Linked DNA regions of Homo sapiens: region 2 is linked to region 1. A link is an interaction called in ENCODE POLR2A ChIA-PET data of the cell type or tissue named here. Cell type or tissue: OCI-LY7. All regions are shown on one strand.

Evidence for each region. ChIA-PET counts read pairs that join two places held together with the same protein. Peaks named below come from ENCODE experiments on the same cell type or tissue, not always from the same donor. Only the 100,000 strongest peaks of a DNase experiment are listed, where the experiment ranks them.
Region 2: POLR2A ChIA-PET joins it to region 1 with 8 read pairs; 11 of 35 experiments call an interaction of 5 or more read pairs at or near these places.

Annotation. Positions count from the first base shown.
Region 1 is chr1:28,076,821-28,081,820 of GRCh38, reverse strand. All of the region lies in intron 1 of EYA3 (EYA transcriptional coactivator and phosphatase 3), which reads left to right. Among named protein-coding and RNA genes, the nearest start is that of EYA3, 9.3 kb to the left of the region's middle. In OCI-LY7, no CTCF peak of the experiment used is centred here; no DNase peak of the experiment used is centred here; H3K4me3 peaks cover 173 bases; H3K27ac peaks cover 3,857 bases.
Region 2 is chr1:27,998,402-28,003,401 of GRCh38, reverse strand. EYA3 (EYA transcriptional coactivator and phosphatase 3) reads left to right here. Exons shown (of 18, transcript NM_001990.4): 12 at 3,353-3,442. Among named protein-coding and RNA genes, the nearest start is that of XKR8, 41 kb to the right of the region's middle. In OCI-LY7, no CTCF peak of the experiment used is centred here; no DNase peak of the experiment used is centred here.

The DNA.
Region 1 (5,000 bases):
GTAGGTAGTTGCTATCAGCACCGTTACTACGGGAATACATTAGAATGATTAGCTTTTAGGTGAAATTGAATTTTTTCTTTAGTTTCCATAGTGACTGAAAACGATTTAGGTCAGCTTCACCTGTTGTGCCCCTCCCCCTTTTCAAAATAAGAGGAACATTTAATTTAGCACAATGATGTTAATTTTTTCCTAGTAGATTGATGAAATGAATGTGATAATCTCACTCTCTTTACCAAAAGAATAATCCAATATATACATGTATGAATTTTGGGGGAATATTTCAGACTTTAGAGAACATTATAGGATAAAAAATAGTACCTAAATATCTTATAAAAATCAGTGTTTTATTACATCACTGAATTTTTCTCTTTTAAATTTAAAAATGTCAAATTTAGGAAACATCTGTGATAATTTAAAGAATAATTTTTGAAATCTGCTTTTGCTTTTCACCAGGTGTTCTTCTGCTATAGGTTAGGAAGCAGTAGTTAGGCAACACTAATGAATAATATTCTTGAGAGTGAGAACTAGAGCTTCACAAAGAGAATAGGCCATCTCTCATATTTAGTGGGGCATTTAATAGGTAGATAAACTGAAAATTTTTGCTTTCATTTCTATGTATTTTTTGTTAGTATGTATTTATTTACTGTAGGTACCTCACATTCTGTGCAAAAAAAAATTTTTGGAAGTAACTCAGTGGTTTCCTTTATCTTTTTTGTTCTCTTTCAGAGGCTTGCTTATATAAAACTACAATTTAGAGAACCATCGGCCGGGCGCAGTGGCTCATGCCTGTAATCCCAGCACTTTGGGAGGCCGAGGCGGGAGGATCACCTGAGAGGCAGGAGTTCAAGACCAGCCTAGCCAACATGGTGAAACCCCGTCTCTACCAAAAAAAAAAATACAAAATTAGCCAGGCATGGTGGCAGGCGCCTATAATCCCAGCTACTTGGGAGGCTGAGGCAGGAGAATCGCTTAAACCCAGGAGGCGGAGGTTGCAGTGAGCCGAGACCACGCTATTGCACTCCAGCCTGGGCAACAAGAGCGAAACTCCGTCTCAAAACAAACAAACAAAAAAGAGAACCATCAAACTCTGAATGTTGTTTCCTCTGTAGTATGAAGTGGTTATTTTCTTCCCTTTTTGACTGGCCATTTTTTTTTTTTTTCTGATAAAGTGGCTTTTAAACTTTTCTGATCATGACCCACTATAAAATACATTTTACATTGCTATCCAGTACTCAGACACATATATGTACATATTAATATTTGAAATCGAAACAGAAGTTTCTTGAAACAGTATCTTTACTACTGGTGATGCATTGTAATATTAATATTTTCTATTCTATTTTGTTTGTTTGTTTGTTTTTTGAGACAGGATCTCACCCTGTATCACCTGGGCTGAAGCGTAGTGACGCTATCACGGCTCACTGCAGCCTCGACCTCCTGGGCTCAGGTGATCCTCCTGCCTCAGCCTCCCAAGCAGCTGAGACTACAGGTGTGTGCCACCATGCCTCACTAATTTTTTTTGTTTGTTTGTTTTGTGTTTTATAGATGCGGTTTCACTGTATTGCCCAGGCTGGTCTTGAACTCCTGGGCTCAAGTGATCCTCCTGCCTCAGCCTCCCAAAGTGCTGGAATTATAGGTGTGAGCCACTGTGCCTGGCCTCTATTTGTTTTATTGTTTTTAATTTAAAACAAACTGCTGGTTTCCATTCACTAAGTTGATATCAGTGCCGTTACTACGGGAATACATTAGAATGATTAGCTTTTAGGTGAAATTGAATTTTTTCTTTAGTTTCCGTAGTTAATGCAATGTACCTGCAGTTTGCAAAATTTTAGTGACTGCTAGATCTTTCCCCTAATATTGTCTTTTTGTAATGGAAAATGTTTAGGTTTGGGGCCAGGTGTGGTGGCTCATGCCTGTAATCCCAGCACTTTGGGAGGCTGAAGTAGGAGGATCACTTAAGCCCAGGAGTTCAAGACTAGCCTGGGCAACATAGCGAGACCCTGTCTCTACCAAAAAAAAAAAAAAGAAAATGTTTAGGTTTGCTAGTTTTTTTCTCTGCAATGTACGTGGATGGATTCTGTAAAACTTAACCTAAATAGCTGCAGAACAATCATTGAGAGAGGGAGGTCCTGTTGCCCTGATTACCATTACTGTCATCCCTGTTCTTTACCATTTCTAGGCACATTATTTTAAAAACTTATTTTGGAATCGTGAGGTTGAAAATGCTCGGTTGTATGCTGAGCTTCTATCGTTAGAATCCTTTGCTAGTTTCCATCTAACAGTCCAAAGTTTAGGTCCTTTCAGTTGGTTTTCACAAACCTTGCTTCTGTTCTTGGCAACTAGTCAAAAGGTTACAAAGCTGCTTTATTCTGCTCTCTTCTGGCCCAAGTCCAGTCTTTGTAAACCAAAAAAAGAGGACTGAGGAATGAAGCAGTTTGCTCATGTGTATATGGTCAGGTGAAATAACATGACTGAAGAGTAATTAGGGTTTGCGACAGTGGATTACATTTATGTATTGTCCCAATTCGTTTCCTGTAATCACAAAGGGGGAAAGGGCGTAGAAATATCAACAGTTCCTTGCCTATCCTAGCTGGTAGAGTGAAACAGGGTCAGCAGACATACTCTACTATTTTTATACCACTACCTGCTCTTAACACTTAGTGAGCACTTACTATGTGCCAGGCACTATTTAAAGCACTTCACTTGTGTTAACTCATACTCATACTTGGGAGGCCTGGGGAAAAAAAATGAGAATGGTAAAGGATAAAGAAGAAGACTTGCCATCTTCTCGTATGTTCTCATTACTTGGCTTAAGAATTCTGGCTGTTGATGACTATAGTATGGCATATCATACATTTTAAGCTCAGTCAGCTTTTAAATATCACCAGTCCTGTCTGCATTGTTCCATTATGAGACACATAGCTGTGGTTTGAGAACTCAGGCTTTGAAGCTAGCCTGCCTGGGCTCGAATACCAGGTTGGTGACTTACTATGTGTATAGCATTGGGGAAGTTACTCTCTGTGCCTTAGTTTTCTCATCTGTAAAATGGTGATAATAACAAATAGCTTCTATTTTATAGACTTATTGAAAGATTAAAATAATTAATGTATTACCTGGGCATGGTGGTGCATGCCTATAATCCCAGCTACTCAGGAGGCTGAGGCATAAAAATTGCTAAACCTGGGAGGTGGAGGTTGCAGTGAGCTGAGATCATGCCACTGCGCTTCAGCCTGGGTAACAGAGCGAGACTGTCTCAATTAAAGAAAAGAAGAAGAAAAAGAAATAGTTAATATATTAAAAGTACTTAGAACGGTACCTGACCCATAAGAAGCATTCCATAAATGTTTGCTATTAATAGTATCAACTCACAGTTGGAGCTCCTGAGAGTGTTTGTGACTATGATGAGTTCTGTATATTTGCTGAGTAACAGGGCATGATTGACATTTAATGTTATATTGCTCAGGAGCTTGAAAATATCTTGTCTTGAGGACCTGTAGGGAAAGTTCTTGTGTAGCGTGTTGGATTTAAAGCTAAAGGTTATCAAGGCTACAGGCCCAACTTTTAAAATCTCTCTTAGGAACCACTTGTTATTTGGGCCGTAATCTTAATAGTTTTAATGGTTTGCTATTTGGGAAAACTTAAGTGGAGCTAGTTAGTGAATTGACTTTCATTCAAGACCAGATTTCTTTCCTTTTTATCTTTGGTGTAAGATATTTATTTATTTTATTTTTCTTTAACAAACACTTATATTATCCTGTCTGATGGAGTTTTGAAGGGGTAAATAAATTTGGAGAAATAAAACATTAATAAAAAAACTGAACCTAGATTTTACAGTTCTTCTAACAGCTAAAGACATAGATTTCAAAAGACTTAGTTCTGTTAGTATAGTGTATAGTCAGTGTTATCCAAACACTGATAAGCTGATATATAGGACTGATGTATAGATGAGATATATAGGTATGTAGAATGTTAGAGAATTGATGACATAGGGTACAACTTTGTATAACTGGAAGCAGCACATTTATAGAATATTCATGTTGTGATTCTCAGAAATTTTAACTGCACAGATTAAAGAAGGATGAAGATAAAGTTTTAGAGTCTTTGAGTCTGGATCTTCAAACAGATTTTTTAAAAAATTTCTTTTATCATATTCTTATTCTTTTTGATTTCTTGTTTTTTTTTCATGTCACTTGTTAACACCCACTACAAACAGAGAAATTCTTATGCTGACAAGTTACTAAAATTGGAGAGAGATCCAAGGAGTGTTGGAAGAAATATAGAAGAACCATTGTACTGTTATTAAGCTCACTTTGACATAGCTAATTCAGGTTAACCTCCTCCTTCTTAATACTTTTTACTATGGTTTTGAAATTTTTCCTTTGGAACACATCTTCCTGTTTCATTAGGAACTTGTTGGGGAAGCACGGTGGCTCATGCCTATAATCCCAGCACTTTGGGAAGCTGAGGCAGGCGGATCACCTGAGGTCAGGAGTTCGAGGCCAGCCTGGCCAACCTGGTGAAACCCCGTCTCTACTGAAAATACAAAAAACTTAGCTGGGTATGGTCATGCACACCTGTAATCCCAGCTACTCAGGAGGCTGAGGCAGGAGAATCGCTTGAATCCAGGAGGCGGAGGTTGCAGTGAGCCGAGATTGCGCCACTGTACTCCAGCCTGGGTGACAGAATAAGACTGTCTCAAAAAAAAAAAAAAAAAAAGATTGTTTTGTAAACAATTTCAAAGGATGATTTTTGTTAAGTAATATTAGAAATTATAAAAACAGACCGGGCGTGGTGGCTTGCACCTGTAATCCCAGCACTTTGGGAGGCTGAGGCGGGTGGATCACCTGAGGTCAGAAGTTCGAGACCAGCCTGACCAACATGGAGAACCCCGTCTCTATTAAAAATATACAAAATTAGCCAGGCGTGGTGGCGCATGCCTGTAATCCCAGCTACTCAGGAGGCTGAGGCAGGATAATCACTTAAACCCTGGAGGCGGAGGT
Region 2 (5,000 bases), 78 kb after region 1:
TGCCTCTCGGGTTCAAATGATTCTCCTCCCTCAGCATCCCAAGTAGCTAGGATTACAGGTGCCCGTTACCATGCCTGGCTAATTTTGTTGTTGTTGTTGTTGTTGTTGTTGTTGTTGTTGTTGTTGTTGTTTGAGACGGAGTCTCGCTGTGTCACCTGGGCTGGAGTGCAATGGCGTGATCTCAGCTCACTGCAAGCTGTGCCTCCTGGGTCCACGCCATTCTCCTGCCTCAGCCTCCCCAGTAGCTAGGACTACAGGCGCCTGCCACCACGCCCAGCTAATTTTTTTTTTTTTTTTTTTTGTATTTTTAGTAGAGACAGGGTTTCACCGTGTTAGCCAGGATGGTCTTGATCTCCTGACCTCGTGATCCGCCCACCTCGGCCTCCCAAAATGCTGGGATTACAAGCGTGAGCCACTGCGCCCAGCCCTAATTTTTGTACTTTTAGTAGAGACAGGGTTTTACCATGTTGGCAAGGCTGGACTCGAACTCCAGCCTCAAGTGATCCGCCTGCCTCGGTCTTCCAAAGTGCTGGGATTACAGGTGTGAGCCACTGTGCTTGGCCAGGAGGTTTGTGTTTTTTTTTTCTCCTGAGATAATATCTCGCTCTGTCATGCAGGCTGGAGTACAGTGGCGCAAACACAGCTCACTGCAGCTTCGATCTCTTGAGCTAAAGCAATCCTCCTGCCTCAGTCCTCCAGGTATCTGGGACTACAGGCACATGCCACCATACCCGGCTAATTTTGTTTTATTTTTGTAGAGATGGGATCTCGCCATGTTGCCCAGTCTCATCTTGAAATCTGAGGCTCAAGTGATTCTCCTGCCTCAGTCTCCCAAAGTGCTGTGATTATAGGCATGAGCTTCTATACCCAGCCTCTGTTAGTATTTTCTACAGGCTTTTAGTGTCTAGTCTGGCATGCTGACATAAGCTATATAACTAAACTGATTATAAAAATATATAAAATTAAAAAAATTATATATATATTTATAAAATAAGACCAGGCGTGGTGGCTCTCATCTGTAATCCCAAAATGTGTATAAAAATTTTATATATTGGCCAGGCATGGTGGCTCACGCCTGTAATCCCAGCACTTTGGGAGGCCAAGGCGGGTGGATCACCTGAGGCCAGGAATTCGAGACCAGCCTGGCCAACAGGGTGAAACCCCATCTCTACTAAAAATACAAAAATTGCCGGGTGCGGTGGCTCACACCTGTAATCCCAGCACTTTGGGAGGCCGAGGAGGGCAGATCAGCTGAGGTCAGGAGTTCGAGACCAGCCTGACCAACATGGAGAAACCCCGTCTCTACTAAAAATACAAAATTAGCTGGGCGTGGTGGCACATGCCTATAATTCCAGCTACTAGAGAGGATGAGGCAGGAGAATCGCTTGAACCTGGGAGGCGGAGGTTGCGGTGAGCTGAGATCGCACCATTGCACTCCAGCCTGGGCAACAAGAGCGAAATTCCGTCTCAAAAAAATAAATAAAATAAAATAAAAATTCAAAAATTAGCCGGGCATGGTGGCACATGCCTGTAATCCCAGCTACTAGGGAGGCTGAGGCAGGAGGATCACTTGAACCTGGGAGGTGGAGGTTGCAGTGAGCCGAGATCGCGCCGCAGCACTCCAGCCTGGGTGACAGAGCGAGACTTTTTTTTTTTTTTTTTTGAGACAGAGTCTCGCTCTGTCACCCAGGCTGGGGTGCCATGGTGCGATCTCTGCTCACTGCAAGCTCCACCTCCCAGGTTCACGCTATTCTCCTGCCTCAGTCCCCTGAGTGGCTGGGACTACAGGTGCCCGTCACCATGCCCAGCTAATTTTTAGTAGAGATGGGGATTCACCACGTTAGCCAGGATGGTCTTGATCCCCTGACCTCATGATCCACCTGCCTTGGCCTCCCAAAGTGCTGCGATTACAGGCGTGAGCCACTGCGCCTGGCAAAAAAAAATTTTATATATTTACATATACACATAATATTATTTCATGAAAAACAGTTTTTTACATTATAAACAAACACTAAGCTTCATGGTGAAATTTTTGGCTTTGACATTTAAGTTCACCTTTGAGCTGAAGAAGATATAATGGGAAGAGCACAGGACTGGGAGTCAGAAGACCTGAACGTGAAAATACAATGTATATATCTTGTATCATATATATTATTATATAAAATATATATTAAAATAATGTAATAAGTATATTCATATAATATGTGAATATATTTACATAGTGATATAGTTTATATAAATTATATATTACTGTGTATATATAATGTATATATCTTATATAAATATATACAGTGATATAGATATGTGTATAAATACACAAACACACGTACACACTTTGAGACAGAGTCTCACTCTGTCACGCAGGCTGGAGTGCAGTGGTGCAGTCTCAGCTTACTGCAACCTCTGTTTCCTGGGTTCAAGTGATTCTCCCACCTCAGCCTTCCAAGTACCTGGGACTGCAGGTGTGCACCACCATGCCCAGCTATTTCTGTGTTTACTTTTGTAGAGACATGGTTTCACCATGTTGCCCAGGCTAGTCTCAAACTCCTGGGCTCGAGCAGTCCACCTGCCTTGGACTCCCAAAGTGCTAGGATTACAGGCGTGAGCCACTGTACCCGGCCAAATTTTATTTTTTGTGGAGACGGGGGTCTTGCTTTGTTGCCCCAGCTAGTCTAGAATTCCTAGCCTTAAGCAATCTTCCCGCCTCAGCCTCCCAAAGTGCTGAGATGACAGGTGTGAGCTAGCTACCTTGCCTGGTCAGCATTGTATCTTTTTAAAAACATATTTTCTGGCCAGGTGCGGTGGCTCACACCTGTAATCCCAGCACTTTGGGAGGCCGACGGGGGTGGATCACAAGGTTAGGAGATCAAGACCATCCTGGCTAACATAGTGAAACCCTGTCTCTACTAAAAATACAAAAAATTAGCCAGGCGTGGTGGCGGATGCCTGTAGTCCCAGCTACTCGGGAGGCTGAGGCAGGAGAATGGCATGAACCTGGGAGGCAGAACTTGCAGTGAGCCAAGATTGCACCACTGCACTCCAGCCTGGGCGACAGAGTGAGACTCCGTCTCAAAAAAAAAGAAAAAAAAAATCATATTTTCTGTCCTCATTTATCTTTATGAAACTACTAATTTCTAGAAACTAAAGTCCTGAAATTTTTAACTGTCCATATCTTCTCTATTTTACAATCCTGGATTCTCATAACTGTGAATGAAATTGCATCAATGATAGTTTGAAGCACAGTTGGGAGCTCGTGTGTTTTGGCCTTGACCTAAAATAATTTTGAAATTTGAAGATTAGAACCAGGACTGTGACTACCAAGTCAAGCTGATTTTTTCTTATTGTCTTCTAGGACCCAACAGTAGTGATTGGCTCAGGTTTAACAATGGAAGAAATGATTTTTGAAGTGGCTGATACTCATCTATTTTTCAATGACTTAGAGGTAAGCATTTTAAATTGTTTCTGTGCTTCACTGAGACACTTCATTCAATAACTATTTAGAGCTTTTGCTTATTATATTAGAAGATATGTGTTTAGATAGGGTGGATATGGAGAGGCCAGCTGGCCACTAAGGCATACATACATAGTCTTAGAGAAATAGTACTTGTGGTTGGGTCACCACAGTTTTGGTTCTGACATTCAATTTTATTGGCTCAAAAATTTGATTTTTGTTAGTTTATTTGGAGGTGATCTAGCACTAGGGGAAAGGCCAACCCATCAGGCAAAACACTGACATATAAACCAATATTCTAACTTAATAATCTATATTAAATAATATATATAAAGTGAGTTTGATTATTTGTACTCTCAATTATGTTTTGACTTTTCTTCCATTTTACATTCTTAAAGGATAGTCTCCTGATTTGTCGAATCTATAAATGGTTACTCTAACCCATCATATTTTATACATATTTGTTGTTCATATGTAGGTTAACCTTGATATTCAGAATAATTTTATAGTTAGGTGCCAGAAAAACCAGGAAACACTAAGAGCTTCATGGTGAAATTTTTTGGCTTTGACATTTGAGTTCACCTTTAAGGTGAACATGGTGTAGCAGAAGGAGCACAGGACAGGGAGTCAGAAGACCAGAATGTGAATCTCACATAGGGAAAGTTATGTTCCCATTCTGGGCCTCAGTTATGCAGTCATCCTACACAGGAAACTACCAACACTGATTACCATCTATGGAGAGGGATGAGTTGCCAGGACACAAAGGTGGGAGGGAGCACACTTTTCACTTCATGTCCTTTGAATTTTGAGCTGTGTAGTACATGTTTTACCTAGTTTTAAAAATAGTGAAAATTTTAAAGTAAAGTAATATAGGATTTTATAGGCTGGGCGTGGTGGCTCATGCCTGTAATCCCAAAACTTTGGGAGGCCGAGGCGGGCAGATCACTTGAGGTCAGGAGTTCGAGACCAGCCTGAGCACCATGGTGAAACCCCGTCTCTACCAAAAATACAAAAATTAGCCGGGCATGGTGGCGCACACCTGTAATCCCAGCTACTCAGGAGGCTGAGGCAGGAGAATTGCTTGAACCCAGAAGGGGAAGGTTGCAGTGAGCAAAGATTGCACTACTGCACTCCAGCCTGGGCAGCAGAGAGAGACTCTGTCTTTAAAATAAAAAATAAAAAGATAGTATTTTATAAACACAAAGTAATCATTTTTTTAATCTTTTTTTTTTTTTTAGTAATAGAGATGGGGTTTCACTGTATTGCCCAGGCTGGTCTCAAACTCCTGAGCTCAAGTGATCCTCCCACCTTGGCCTCCCAAAGTACTGGGATTACCGGCGTGAGCACTGCACCCAGCCAACACAAAGTAATCCCATCTCTTTTAAAATAAACGTCTGTTCTACTCAACAGACAATTCTTCAATAAATTAATAGTGCCCCGAGCTCCAGTACTTTTGTCTAAACTCCATAATGCTTTAATCTTCCCTCAACTTCATATGTTGATAAATTAGGACATCATAGTTTTTATTCAGCAAACATTTATTGAAAAC